Regions from separate parts of the Homo sapiens genome. Here all the other regions are linked to region 1. Evidence: read pairs that join two places in POLR2A ChIA-PET (ENCODE). Cell type or tissue: GM12878. All regions are shown on one strand.

Region 1 (5,000 bases):
TGATCTGGGCATGATTTATTGCCATTCTTTATTACAACTGACTGAGGGGTCCTTTGTAAGAACTCCAGGGTGAAATGTCTCAACACTGATGCACCCCTGGGATGGGCCAAATCATCAAGTGACGACTTGAATCAACTGTGGTTGGGAAAGTATTTGCAGAGGCCTCTGTATGACACAATTCCTCCCTATTCTTATGAGATCCAGTCATGGCTTTTCCTGGCCCAGAATGGAGAACGAGAGTCAGTATTTTAAAAATAAGCTTTGCTTCCAGAGTGGAGGAAGGCATAAAGTCTTTTCTTTCTGTTTTTCTTAATTTTTTTTTAGACTGTCTCACTTTGTAGCTTAGCTGGAGTGCAATGACATGATCACGGCTCACTGTATCCTCGACTTCCTGGGCTCAAGGGATACTCCTGCCTCAGCTTCTCAAGAAGCTGGGACTACAGGCATGTGCCACTGTGCTCGGCTAATTTTTACATTTTTTTGCAGAGATGGAGGTCTCACCATCTTGCCCAGGCTGGTCTCAAACACTTAAGCTCAAGCAGTACTCCCACCTCAGCCTCCCAAAGTGTTGGGATTACAGGCATGAGCCACAGCACCTGGCCTAGATTTTTCTTTTAGTGAAATCATTCCAGGATTGATCAAAGTGGGACACTGTTTGTCCATTTTATATTGTAATGAATATTTCACATCTTCTGCTTGCTATCTGAAACAACTTTTCTGAGAGGTACCCTATTAAAATCTCAGTAAATAGTCAACATAAAGTATAGGAGCCTTTATACTGGGCCTCTAAACGAAGACAAGTGGCAGACAGTGTTCATGCTGAGGAGACATCGAGGCTGGGGGAAAGAGCACTTACTATTCTTTCCCGATAGGATGAATTCCTCTGCTGTGTCCTGTATACCATTCCCCAGGACAAAGCCCTGGCACTGGGGACTTAACTAGGCCCTGTGCCCATTCCTGAATCAATCAATCACTTTGGCTGGGTAGATGTGATGATCTCATAGGCCAGAGCAGGGTCACAGGTTCACGGTTGGATCACGGGTTGATGCCAGCTCACCCAAACCCATGGAACCCAAGGTGAGGGGAGAGGCAGGGTGGCTCCCCAAAGGAAAACAGAGGTGCTGTTACCAGAAAGATGGGTACTGGATGCCAAGCAGACAAAACAAAAGATATTCCCTTGGGGTGAAAGAAGTGAAGGACGTTTGGGGAGTGGAGCTTCTGAGATCGTTCCCAGAGTGAGAATAGTACGGGAATTAAGAGCGTCAAGAGTATGGGAGTTAAGCGTTAAGCTCTAGTGTCAGCCCACTGGGGTTGATTCTCTGCTCTGTTATTTATTAACTCTGTGACTTTGAACAAGTTGCCCAATCTAATGTTTGGCTTCTTCATCTACAAAATAGGGTAACAACAGCACCTATTTCATGAGCTGATTTGAGAATTAAATGAGACTAATGTAGAGCAATTAGTACAATGCCCATAACATGGAAGTGCTCCATCAATGAGACAGACTTCATCACTGGCCTCTTAACATGCAACAGTTTAGCCCCCTTCAGGGAGTGTAGGAGACTTGAGTGAGAGTCTTGCTCAGTAAGCCCACCTTAGTTGACTCCCACTATTCCTGTGCCCTACAGATACTCACCCATCATCTGCTTTGAGTCTTCGTGCTCTCTCTGCTAGCTCTGACTTCTTTAAATCTCATTAGGCTCAAGAGGGGGTTCAAATGCCATGAAAATGATCTATTTTTAAGCATTAGAAGATCGGGTTAGAAACACACTGGTTCTCCCAGAAGAAGACACACGCTCATGGGATTTCCCTGGCAATCCCATAGAGCCTGAAGGTCTGTTGTCGGCAGCTGGATCGGGGTGGAGAAAGGAGCCATTTTCACATCGTTAAGTTTTTTTTTTTTTTTTTTTTTTTTTTGAGATGGAGTCTGGGTCTGTTGCCCAGGCTGGAGCGCAGTGGCGCAATCTCGGCTCACTGCAAGCTCTGCCTCCTGGGTTCACACCATTCTCCGGCCTCAGCCTCCCAAGTAGCTGGGACTATAGGCACCTGCCACCACGCCCGGCTAATTCTTTGTATTTTTAGTAGAGACGGGGTTTCACCATGTTAGTCAGGATGGTCTCCATCTCCTGACCTCGTGATCCGCCCGCCTCAGCCTCCCAAAGTGCTGGGATTACAGTCGTGAGCCACCGTGTCCGGCCTCACATTGTTAAATTTTTTAAAAATTTCACATTACATATTTCCAGCCAGCAAAGCACGGCTGGGCCCTCTGTGGGGGCTGCCTCCATGCCACATCCCCAAAGATGAAGTGACTGGCCAACACTTGCAGCTGGAGTCCCCGGGGCTGCCCAGGGAATGAGGAGTATCTGCACAGAGCTCAAGAAATGGGGAACTATTCACCCAAGATGAGTAAGCAGAGGGCTCCTAGAAGGAAAGAAAATTTTTAATCCAAACATTTCCTGCTCTTATTCCTGCCACTGGAAAACCAAAGCTGAGTGTGTGCCAGAGATTGTGCTTTCTGAAGGGCTCACTGCTGAGAAGGGCAAAATGAGGTTGTCAACATGGGTTCTGCAAAGGGAGGAGGCTGATGTGGGGGATGGAAGAACCAAATCAAAACCAGAAGGAAAAACTGCCACGAAATTTTAAAGTGATCACGTGTGATGTGATTATGCATTTATGTAAAATTATGTGTGTGTATCTATAAATAAATTTGGAAGTTTTAAAAGGTCATATGGTCCCAGCACATTGGGAGGCTGAGGCAGGCAGATTGCCTGAGGTCAGGAGTTCGAGACCAGCCTGGCCAACATGGTGAAACACTGTCTCTACTGAAAATAAATAAATAAATAAATAAATAAAATACAAAAATTAGCTGGGCATGGTGGCTTGCACCTGTAATGCCAACTACTCAGGAGGCTGAGGCAGGAGAATTGCTGGAATCGAGGAGGTGGAGGCTGCAGTGAGCTGGAATCACACCACTGCACTCTAGCCTGGGCAACAGACTGAGACTCCATCTCCAAAAAAAAAAAAAAAGTCATATGGGCTGTAGAAGCAGAGAGACCTGTGTTTGAACTTTAGGTTCACCGCCACCTGGCTTGTGTGACCTCCCTGATCCTCAGTTTTCTCATCTATAATTATAGATGATTATAGAACTTCATTCAAATGTCTTGGGGATTCAGTGATTAATATAGTACAGCGTTAGGTACCTAGTTAAATGTTAGCTAATATTGTCAGTCATTGAGAGAAAACAGAGCCTAAAGGCTAACAGGCGGGGTGGGTAAGGGTGACTAGAGTTTTCAATTCTCCAGAAAGCCCTGACTCCTCATGTTTCAGTCACATTGAAATCATACCTAACCACCCAGCCACCTCTCTCTCTCTGCTCTTTCTCCCCACTCCCACCTTCCCCATTTCTCTCTCTCCCCCCTTCATTCTTGATCCTTGCTGTCCTTCTGCTTGGGACATGTCTCCATTTGCCTAAGTGGGAAACTCTTCTCTATCTTTCAAGGTCCATCTTGAATGCCACCTCTTCCGTGAAACTTTCTCTGGTTCCTATTTCCCAGTAGGAAGGATGCCTCTTCCTCATCGCACTGCACTACCTGCCACACACTGCTAGTATGGTCATACCACATGGCAAACGCTGTTCCTTGTATATTTCCCTATGGCAGAAGCCAATTTTGAGTTCCCTGAAGACAGAGATCATGTCTTACACTTCCTGGTTGTAGCAGCTCCGGCATGGAAGAGGTGGTCAATAACTGATGGCTGAATGGAAACATAAAAAATCGAGGGTGATTGCTCTCAATGGGCCATGGCCAGTTACTCCCCACTGTAAGGAAAAACAGAACGGAAATGGACTTAAGCTGCCACATGGGAAACTTCAGTCAGACCCAAAGAATTCCCTCAGTGAGAGTGTTAGATATCAGACCAAACTCCTGTGGGACAGTGTGGAATTTCCGTGAAGGGACTTTACAAAGGAATACTTCTTTTATGTTTGGGGGTGATTCTGATGTGGTTTTGCTTGAAGGCAGGCCCTTTTCACATAAGGTTCATGAAACAACCCCTAAGTAACCCAGATGACAGCACAGGGTCTCGGGCTCTTGGTCAGCTGCTTCTCCAGATGGTTTCTTGTGCCCAGCACCAGCCAAGGAGGCTGGGAAAGAATGTGGCTGTGTGTGCCTGAGTGGAGGGTGGGAGGTCTTCCTCCCACAAGCTCCAATCCCAGTATGTGAGCAAATGGTGCGTTTTGCCAAGGGTCACAAAGTTACCCTGTGTTCAAGTACCCAAGTGTAATAACATGCAATTTCTTTCTTCCAACTATAACTGTAGAGTAAAACAGGGAGGAGGAACTGCCTTCTAGTGCAGTGCTTTCCCCACTTTTTTTCCCCTTGGTCAGCCCACCCAGGGGCTATGAGCACCTGCTGCATGCCAGCCCTGGGCTGGGTACTGGGCAGAGATGAACAAGACCTGGTCTCTGTCCTAACTGAGCTGTTTATTAAGAGCAAGATGGGCCTCAAACATTTGATGACAAATCATGAATTAATTATAGGTAGAAAGTACATGAGGGAGAAAAATGGTGTGATAGGAGAAAAGGTGTAACAGAAAGATGGCCATCCTCTACGGCCATAATTTCAACTTGCTCATCACAGGTGAGGCAAGCATGACTACTCCTTTTCTTTGTCACGAAGATTCAGAAAAGGTAGAAAAACAGTTAATAATTCTTTCCAATAATCTACCCCCACCCACAAATCCCAAAAGGACATCCAGCCACAGTGTCAGAACAAATATTTCAAGTTTACGGTGGGCACAAGACCTGGAGGGTAAGATGTGATTTGGCACCTAAAGAAAGAACCCATGGACTCACGTTTTTACTAATTTGCTGGTTGGCCTGGGGAAGGCATCAAAGCTACCTGGCTTTCAGCTAATAGGAAGTTGCAGCAGGCTTCATGGAGCCAATGACGTAAGAGACGTGACAGATTTACAGTGCGACAGGAGTTGCTAAGTGCTGTGGG
Region 2 (5,000 bases), 120 kb before region 1:
AAGAAGTTGATTCCAACAGTTATAGATGAATTTGAGGGGTTCAACACTTCAGTTTAGGAAGTCACTGCAGATGTGGTAGAAACAGCAAGAGAACTAGAATTAGAAGTGGAGCCCGAAAATGTGACGGAATTGCTGCAATCTCATGAGAAAACGTGAATGGATGAGGAGTTGCTTCTTATGGACAAATGAGCAAATAAATTTTTTTCTTGAGATGGAATCTACTCCTGGTGAAGATTCTGTGAACCTTGTTGAAATAACAACAAAGGATTTAGAGTATTACATAAACTTAATTGGTAAAGCAGCAGCATGGTTTGAGTGGATTCATTCCAGTTTTGAAAGAGTTTCTACTGTGGGTAAAATGCTATCAAACAGCATCTCGTGCTACAAAGAAATCTTTTATGAAAAGAAAAGTGAAACTTCATTGTTGTCTACTTTAAGAAATTGCCACAGCCACCCCACCTTCAGCAACCACCTCTCTGATCAGTCAGCAGGCATCAACACTGAAGCAAGACCCTCCACAAGGAAAAAGATTACAACTCACTGAAAGTTCAAATGATTGTTAGCATTTTTAAGCAATATTTTAAGATTAAGGTAAATACATTTTTAAAGACACAATGCTATTGCACACTTAATAGACTACAGTATAGTATAAATATAACTTTTATATGTAGTGGGAAACCAAAAAATTCGTCTGACTTGCTTTGTTGCAATATTCACTTTATTGTGGTCTAGAACCGAACCTGAAATATCTCAGAGGTATGCCTGTATTAATATTATTTTGCAAGTAAAAAACCCAGCATATAAAAAAAACGTAGAATATGTTGAGAGTTCAGTAATATGGATGAAAATGTTTTTCTCTAACTGAAGAACATGATAAATTATAATTAGGGAAGGATATAAACCAAGAAAATATGTCTGAGATAGCCAATTCTTGCAGTTCATAATATGAAAACTCATTATACCAATCTCAGTAAGAATACTTTTAATAGCTGTTATTTCTTTGGGATATAGAATTTATAAAGTACACAGTAATCTTCTTATGATCAATCCTAGGATCACTTTACAACCACTTACCCCATATTACAATGTAGTACCAAGACAAGCAGACCAAATTATAGAAGGACAAAGTTTTTGCTAAGCATATTTTGTCATCAGCATACCGCATTGTGTGTGCATGCATGTGTGTGTTTGTGCATGTGTGTGATTGTATAAAATATTAGAAAGCCACCCCAGAAAAGTTAAATGACTAGGAATGTTGTGAAGGGATTAAGCTACCCCTAAAATTATATAACAAAACTCTCTTCATCTATTATTAGGTCATCTTTAGAACATCTTCTCTTAAATTTGTTATAGGTCTCTCTCATCTGTTTGGATTAAAATTGGTCTGAAAGCCTAAAATGGCTTTTTACCTATATAATTATTTCCCAACTAGCTTGTAGTATAGGTGCAAAGCTATCACACTTGCTAGGTTAGTGAAGTATGTAAAAACTACCATCTTTCAATTAGGAACCATCGGATAGCTTCTACAGGATTGCTGGGGAGAACCTTTATAAAGAAAGTTATATCTTTATAAATTTTTTGTCATTTTACTTAGCTGAGAATATAAAATAAGTTAGCTAATAATAGAGTAGAAATGTTTTCTGTAACAGATTAATATTGATCAAATGTGTTATTAAATGCTAAAACACCATTTTTTTTCTCTGTAAGCCATGTGTTTCATGCCACAACACAAAAGGGACAATTGTCTGTGTTTTATGACAGTTCTGTTCTGTCAGATGCTGTTTGTTCATTTTGGTGAATAAATGAAGAGAGCCCTGGACACATCTTTTTTTCCTCAACAAAAGAGGAAAATTATTCTTGTCTGTATGTCTATAATCCTGACTCTTTGAATGGCTTTAATTTTTTTAAAGTCAGCATTTTTTTATAAAGATAGGTGTTTGGAATGTGGGCGATATGGCTGGACAGTTAGATTGGGACCAAATAATGGAAGGCTTTGAACATCATGCTAAGAGGTTTGGGTTTTACTCTGAAGGCAGTAGAGAACCATTATGTTTTTAAGCCAGGATTGACTTGTTCTAAGCTGTACCTTAGAAATATTACTCTGGCAGTTGTACATAGGATGAGCTGTATGTTGCTTTGTTTTGTTTGGGGAGACAGTTCTCGAAGAGAGACTACATACGAAGGCAGTTATATGAGTCATTACTAAAGGTCTGGCAAGAAGTAGTAAAAGCATTAACTGGAGTGGTAGCAGTAGGGAAGGAAATAAAAGGATAGATGTGGGAGTCATTTGGAAAGTATGAGGCAATTCATTGACCTTACAGAATCACTGGTTTTCTGCTTCCACTCCATTCACATTGACCTTTCCAAGGTTATCAGTGACCTGCTTGTCCTTAAATTCAGTGGGCACTTTCCAGTAACCTACTGTTGGCACCAGCCCTGTGCTAGACACCAGGATCCTGTTTGTAAAGGCATCTGCCAGTGGTTTCTGTGACACAATTCTGTTTCTAGTTTTCCTCCTTCTACTTCTCTAGCCTCTTGGCAAGTTCTTCTTTCAGAGTTTCTCAGAGCTTTGTGCTAGGCCCTCTTCTCATTTTCTCCTTCTCTAAGTGATCCCATCCTTTTCTGTTGCTTCAGTTACCATTTGTCCTTATGCAAAGGACAGCCATATCTACTGTATCTCCAGCTCAGATGTATCTCTTTGCCTCCTGACCCATATTTCCAACTATCTAACTGGGTATCTTTTCTTGGATGAGTTATAGGTCTCTCAAACACAACATGTCCAGAATAATTCATTGACTTATTCTAAGGCCTGCTTCCTCTTTCTCCTGTAGTCCCTATCTCAGGAAATATATGGTGCTATCAACCCCAAAGCAGAAATCTGGACATAATCCCTAACTACCCTTTTCCCCTCTCTGTGCACATAATTTCAGTCATTAGGCCTCATAGATTGGACTAAATAAATACCTCGCAAACCCTTCTACTTATATTCTTAACTGCTCCTACCTTAAGCCAGGCTACCATAATTTTGTAGCTGGATGACTGCATCATCATCTTGACTGGCTCCCTTGTCATCTTCAATCTATATTCTATACTGCAGCTAGAGCTTTCAAACATAAACATGTGATCAGATTAGTCCCCTCTTTAGAACACCCTAGGGTTCTCACTGTCCTGAGTACAGTCTAAGGGTTTACCATGGCTTACAGGGTCTTTTATGATTTGGTGAGCTTTTTATTGTATAACCTTTCTAAACTGCCTTTACTTCCCTCTTTCTTGGCTCTGTGTCTTTGCATAATGCTGTTCCCTATACTTCACCTCACGTCTAACCTTCATCTCCTTTTCACTTCTCCTCTTCCTCCAAAATCCAGCTGAATATCACATTGTCATGCAGGCCCATTCTTGATCTCCCACGTTTGGGTTAGATATCCCTCTTCAGTACCATCACCGCACCAGGTGTGTCCCCTATCCTAGCATTTGCCTCATTGTATTACAACTACTGTGTACTCGTCTCTACAGCTCCTGCTAGTCTAAAAGTTTTGGGAGAGCAAAGGTTCATGTTTGTGTTTTTCACTGTGGTATACCCCAGTGCCTAGTATATGATAAGCTCTCAAAATATTTGTTAGATGTATGAAGAAATGAGAAAGAGAACAGGAAGAGGGTAAGTTTCAAGACTAGGAAACAAGGCTATGAAAGCTGCAGGAAAGCAGCAGGTTAAAACCTAGAAGAAGAGTTTGTTTTAGGAAATACTGTGTTTTAAACCACTATAACTGAAGCAAAAACCCAAGGCCTGGGTGTGGATAGAGTCCACTATCTGATAACAGTGGATACTGATGCATGGCAGAGTTGGAGAGGAAGAGAGCCAGATTCCAAAACAGAAGGGGTAAAGTCTTCTAAGAAGATAGATTATAGTAAGAAGGATTAGGGGATAGAAATATGAGCCTGTTCCACTCATAGATCTCAAACATGAAATGATGAGTCATCATGAAGAGAGTAGGCAATTGTCCAGTGAAGAAGGGGATGCTAACCCTTCTTAACCTTGAATCTCTCAGGTAGAAGCAGTTAGAGAAGGAACAGCCATCATCAGATAGTGTTGTAAGGAAAATGATATCCTTGGGGAAACCTGCATTTTGGTAAAGCAAAGCAACTAAGAAAGAATATACTACCACTGTTTAACAATCGCCACAAAAAGACAGTAGGATCATCTTTGACCCCCCTCATCCTTTCTCAGGAACTTGGAGGACTAAGAAGAGAGAAATCTGTAGAAGAGGCTTCTCTCTCTGATCCTCCCTCCACTTCAGTTTTACCACATGTAATGCAACAATAATTAAGAATTTGTGTAAAATTTCACCAGGTTGGCATGCATGGAGAGAAAAATTATTCAGATGTTTTCCTTTGTCAATAATACAAGGAGCATTTGTAGGGAAAAATATTTACAAATACAGTAAGACCTATTCTCTTTCTATATTTATGGGAAAATTTTAAGTTGTGCCCTTGTTTCATGTGTGTTTCTATTTAAAGATACCATACTTAATATATATTGTTGATTCATTAACATTGAACTCATGGCTAACAGCACTATAAATCATGTCTGATCAAAACTTATGATACATGTACTTTCTTCGTAAGGTACATCATAGTCTTCTCGTACATGGGAACTCTAGGTAGTACTTCAGGACTATGCATAGAGGCCATTTTAAACAGCAAAATTCCCAACAAAAAGCACAAAACTCAAAAAATGTGCCACTAAATTTACCATGAAAAGGACACTTGTTTACAGTTTGAGAGCTAAAACAAGAAGGTGGCGTGTCACTTCGTTTGACTTCAGCTGGGAACATGCATATCAGTCGACTCAAATTTTTTGCTATTCTGTGCTTATCCACGAATCGATAGGAAAGCAAGTGTGGATTTGGGGGTTACAAATAAAATGTAGCAAATGTGTAAACTTGCAGATGTGGAATCTACAAGTAGTTAGAATCAACTATGTTAGTCTGATCATTAAATCA
Region 3 (5,000 bases), 260 kb after region 1:
AGTAGTGGTACGAACAGAGAAACACAAGATACCAGAGCTCGCTGAACTGTGCTGACAACTTACACCCTGGCGCATCTCTGACTCACTGACTTCCTCCGTGAATTTTTGTGGTCAAGGCAGGATAACAGATCTGTCTTTGGGGAGGCAGTGTGAAATGTTTTTGCTTCCTCTCCCTACCACCTTCCATCTTCTTTCTTAACCAGGAGATGGCTAGCAACTTCTAGAGACAGCTGCTTTGGAAGAAGCTGAGCACACAAAGGTTGCCTCCTCACCCAGGAAACTGCTGAGTTCAACGCAAAGACTGGAGGCAAATGTCCAAAGATCCGTATCCAGCAGGGGGAAAAAAACACCTGGCTGACCTGTGGCAGCCCCAGGACCAACAAAAATCTGTCAACAACCATCTACGTGCTTTTAAAGCAAATCAAGATTTCAAAACAGGATTCTTCCACTGTTGTTTTTTTTTTAATAAGGTTAATTGATGGCCCTCTGTGTGCCAATAAAAGAATGTGGAATATCTGTTTGAAGTTCTCTTTATTGGCCCAGCAATGCCACAAATTGTGAAATAAAAGGAACCATAATCTCAAGGAAGAACCGCGGGTTGAGGTGTTACTTTTATATAATTTTCTTTACCCACACCATCAATAGCCCCTCTGAAACTTGTCTTGTATGAGCCCTTGCAATTGCTCATTATGAGGAACATCTGTTCTTTCTGCCAGCCCAGAATCCATCCCCACTTTCTAACTAAAACTTCTCAATTTTCCTTTAGTGTACTCCTTCCCTCAGCTCTGTCTGTGTGGTTGGGCGGAGCTAACCCCAGGGCTAGCATATGACTCAGGAGTGGCCTCAGTCACAGTGACCACTTTAGGGATGAATACAGAACCTGGCCCAGGCCAATGAAAGAGCCTGCCCTGGGACTTTTGCTGGAACTATTACCACAGAGGTGTACTCTTGCGTGCAAATGGGTAGGGTACAGACCAGGAGCTTCTCCTGGTCTCCAAGGGCCTATCTTTGACACGATGAGGAGAACCTACCTGAGGATGATGGCAAACACAGAAAAGTTTGAACCAGCAGGTTCAAAATCTAAATTCTCTAGTTCACATACTATTTAAGTTGATATGCTCGCTTTTAAGAGTTGAAATTCCACCTACAGGGAACCAGATGTCTCTACAGAACTGTCTTTCCAATCTAGTTTAGTAAAGTCTCAATTTGTATTTTTGGCATGTAAAAAAATATCTTTTCCCAACAGGATATCTTATGAACGTTGCATTTTTCAATACACAGTCTTACTTAGGTGCGCTTTTATTCATTGAATTTATATTGGATGGATACATCTATTATGTATGGATGTTAAAGACTCCATTGAGACTATACAAAAATGTAGTAATAATGATTGGGTCAAATGTCCTAGCATTTCAGAGGCCTTGCTCTTGGGCTACTTTCAGGGTTAGCAAAAGGGCCAAATAGGGATCAAGAGATCTGTCCTTCCTTTAGCCGATAACCCCTGTCCCTCAGAAGCAGTAGATCCTCTACACAGGCTGCTAGCATGACATTAGTTCACTTATTCACTTCATAAACTTAATTTCCTTTAGAGAGGTGCTTTCTAAATGGTTTCATACTCCTATTTCAAACAGATTATTTCAAATGCTTTAAAGGAGTACTTTATGGAAGCATCACCATGTATTAAAAATCTGCAGAATCCTTCATGGGAAAGAGCTTCCAATGAAGTGAAATAGAATATGATGATACCATATCTTTACTTGGGTGTTAGGTTCTACAGCTAACATTTAAGGCAAAATCCAGATAGAGTGAGAATTTCTCGTGAAAAGCCCTTAAGCCGGGCATATGGCATAATATACTTTGCTTTGTTTAAACTGTACTGTACTGCCTGTCACTAAGTTCCACGGAGAGTTTTTCCTCCATACGGTGGTTTATTCAGCTGAGCACCAGACAAAGCAGTTACTGGTGTTCAGAGGCCACATTATATTCTTGTTATTTGCAGAATGCTTATAGTTGAATTCATGTAAGATAAATACATGTATGGTACACCTCAACCAATTTTATTATGTTTTCTTAATACTCTCCAGGCAACCCAGGACACAAAGACTGGAGCTACTTTTATCCTATAAAATCCTTTATTAAGTAATCTCAGGGACGCTGGGTAATAAAGTATACACAAGTATACACACTGCAATCTTAGGTACTGGGAATGATGAAGTTTACTGACTGTCGATTGGGAGATGATACACACAAGAAACATCTAAAGAACAAAGCTAAGACTAAACTTTCAGGGATCATCTTTATAGTTTGCTAAATGATCAAAGCTAAGTTGAATTAAAACTATTTATTAAGTAGCTAACTATGTGTAAGAAACAATAACCACATTCAGGTCATTTAATCTGATGGTTTTAAAACTATTAGTACAGAATATCTTTTATCAAAAATAGACAGACAGATAAAAATTGAATGTGAAACCCCAGTACACCAGCAAGATGAAAGCAGGGCAGCTCTGGAAGAAGCTGGGAGAAAGGTTTCTTTCACCTCAGCAACTGTAGAGTCCCAAAGATTCTTGAAACATAATTTGAAAATCACTACTGTAGACGCAGTTCTCTAGTCCTACCCCTTTTATATTAAAGCTGCAGAACCACAGGCCTAGGAGGGGTGAGCAGCTTTTCCAAGTCCATGCCGTTTAGCAGCACAAGGGAAGCAGATGCTACATCTCCTTGCTCAGTCTACCATCATTTCCATTACAAACCTGCCTCCCCTCCTCGACCACCCCATGTGTAAGACAGAATCTTTCAGAACTGTAGGGGAGGGCCAATGGAGATTTGAAACGATTGAAGTTGGATGTACCACGTCAGACAAGACTTCTGGGAAGAGGGAGGTTTGGTGCTAGATCTTACAGGAAAAGCAAGGCAGGATTAATGGAAAAAGCCATTTCCCACTCTTCAGGTGGAATGAAAAGTATGAGAAGGGAGGTATGGATGTGGAACAAGGGAGGCTAGCAAAATGGAATGGAAGGTCTTGAAAATAACACGGCCTGAGGGACAGAGGGCGAAAGGAACAAAAGGGGAAACTATTCACAATGCTAAATAGTTGAGGAGGAAAAAATCTTTCCAAAAATGTATCACTTTCTAGAAGCTCAGCTTGCCAAATACTTTCAGTATTACTGATGTGAAGACAAGCGAGGATGGAAGGAAAAGCTCAGGCGGGAGCGGAGCCCTGCAGTCAGAAGGCTTGAATGTGGAGGAGGCTCTGCTTCCTCATCCACCCATGATGGGAGCCATGAGAACCACAAACACTTTACATGAGTTAATGTTCAGAAAAAACACGTTGTAAACATTTCATCAGTTTGTAGAGTTACTGCCTCTTAAAATAAAACATTAAGCAATATTTGTATATGAATTCATCTATTCCCATGAAAAGCCCATGTAAAGAGGGCCATTGCCTGTAATTTTCCAACATTTCCAAACATTCGCGCTCCATATTAGGAGCCTGTAGGCATCATCCTGCCAGGGTTTAGCTGTCAGAACAATAATACACCATCGAGAACCAGAGCCCTTCCTGCCTGATGGTTGCTTGTATCATTTCAGCCATCGTAACCAGGTAGGTCGAGAAAAGTTTCACTGGCTATTTGGGTTGGAGACATTGAATTATTCAGATATTTAAAAAAAAAAAAACTGAAATACAAACATAAAAGGGATAAATGGAACAGGATAGCAACGGAATGACCAAAGTCAGATGCACACTAAACTATAGCAGAAGCAAGCAGGATATGAAGCAATAAAGCACTAGATATAAAATTTAAAGGAACTGATCAAATAGACACTAAGAAAATAAACAGACTCTAAAAACATGCTGTAAAAATACAGAAGGCAAAAGCTAAAAATGTTAGGGCACTGCCCAGTCTAAAATAATCTTCAAAATGTATGTGGGAAAAGGGAGGAAAATGGTTAGAAACCAGCAACAAACACAAAAAGGCAGAGGAAGATCAAGGAAGCCAACCTGATGTCCTCTGCTAGCGCCCTCCCACCCACCTCCCCCTAAACCAACGGAGAGTCTTTTTCTGGTTGTGTTGCTGACCTACTTTTAAACATCTATGAAATAAATAACTATAGTTTCATAAAGCCTGGGAGGAGGGAGAGAAAAGAAATGTCCTGGGTCTTAAGGTATGTAACAGACCTAGCTACTAAAACCACACCCATGGATTTATTTTAATTAAGGAACTTAACTGGGTTTTATTACTGAAATTTCTCTTTCATTCATAACCAATAAGTGTTACTTTTAGGACTGTTATTTTAAAAATAAAACTAACACTTGTGCATGGAGTAAAATCAAACTATACAGAAAAGTTTAAAAATGGAAGGTTAAAATTCTCTATTCTCGCTCCCCGAACATTTCAACGATTTTTGAGTATCATCTCTAGAAATTATTTATATACAAGGAAGAGCATGTGCACAGACTTCATAAACATCCTTTTATTTACTCAAATGAGATCACATTATTCAAGAAGTTTTGGATGTCGCTACTGTCACAGTGCTTTTCTTAAAAGGACACACAGACCTGCATCACATAGAAAATACTGCACAGGACTCCACGGTATGGATACACATAATGGAAATTGTCAGTCCCATACTAGTAAGCTATTTTGAGCAATGCCTTTTTAACGATCTCTTCTATCTATCTTAGCTTTTCCACCAATGCTGCAACAAACACCCTTACCTGTAGTTCTGGCATTTGTTCTAGCCCACTCTGAGCTGTCAGGGTCCATTTTCATCCTGCAGTTAACTCTCAGTCAACTGGACTAGGGGGAATTACCAATCTAAAACAACCCCAAATCAATCCTTATTAACAATTAAAATTTAATAAAATATGGTATAAAATGAAATAAAAATTTGTTTAGAGAAACTTATTTCCAATACACAGAAATATTTACCATTTTAAAAACATCACAGAAAAAAATTAAAATAATAACAATATTGCATGATCTCAATTATATGTAA

Evidence for each region. ChIA-PET counts read pairs that join two places held together with the same protein. Peaks named below come from ENCODE experiments on the same cell type or tissue, not always from the same donor. Only the 100,000 strongest peaks of a DNase experiment are listed, where the experiment ranks them.
Region 2: POLR2A ChIA-PET joins it to region 1 with 5 read pairs; 6 of 35 experiments call an interaction of 5 or more read pairs at or near these places.
Region 3: POLR2A ChIA-PET joins it to region 1 with 5 read pairs; 3 of 35 experiments call an interaction of 5 or more read pairs at or near these places.

The regions. Positions count from the first base shown.
Region 1 is chr5:143,230,658-143,235,657 of GRCh38, reverse strand. No RefSeq gene overlaps it. Among named protein-coding and RNA genes, the nearest start is that of ARHGAP26-IT1, 41 kb to the right of the region's middle. In GM12878, no CTCF peak of the experiment used is centred here; no DNase peak of the experiment used is centred here; H3K27ac peaks cover 1,875 bases.
Region 2 is chr5:143,348,316-143,353,315 of GRCh38, reverse strand. All of the region lies in intron 2 of NR3C1 (nuclear receptor subfamily 3 group C member 1), which reads left to right. Among named protein-coding and RNA genes, the nearest start is that of NR3C1, 53 kb to the left of the region's middle. RefSeq lists enhancers at 429-498, 2,271-2,330, 2,401-2,500, 3,785-3,844. In GM12878, no CTCF peak of the experiment used is centred here; no DNase peak of the experiment used is centred here; H3K4me3 peaks cover 791 bases; H3K27ac peaks cover 2,200 bases.
Region 3 is chr5:142,972,883-142,977,882 of GRCh38, reverse strand. The region is part of intron 11 of ARHGAP26 (Rho GTPase activating protein 26); the gene reads right to left. It overlaps LOC107986457 (a long non-coding RNA gene), which reads right to left. Exons shown (of 2, transcript XR_001742909.3): 2 at 1-5,000. Among named protein-coding and RNA genes, the nearest start is that of ARHGAP26-AS1, 110 kb to the right of the region's middle. In GM12878, no CTCF peak of the experiment used is centred here; a DNase peak (open chromatin) is centred at 82; H3K27ac peaks cover 436 bases.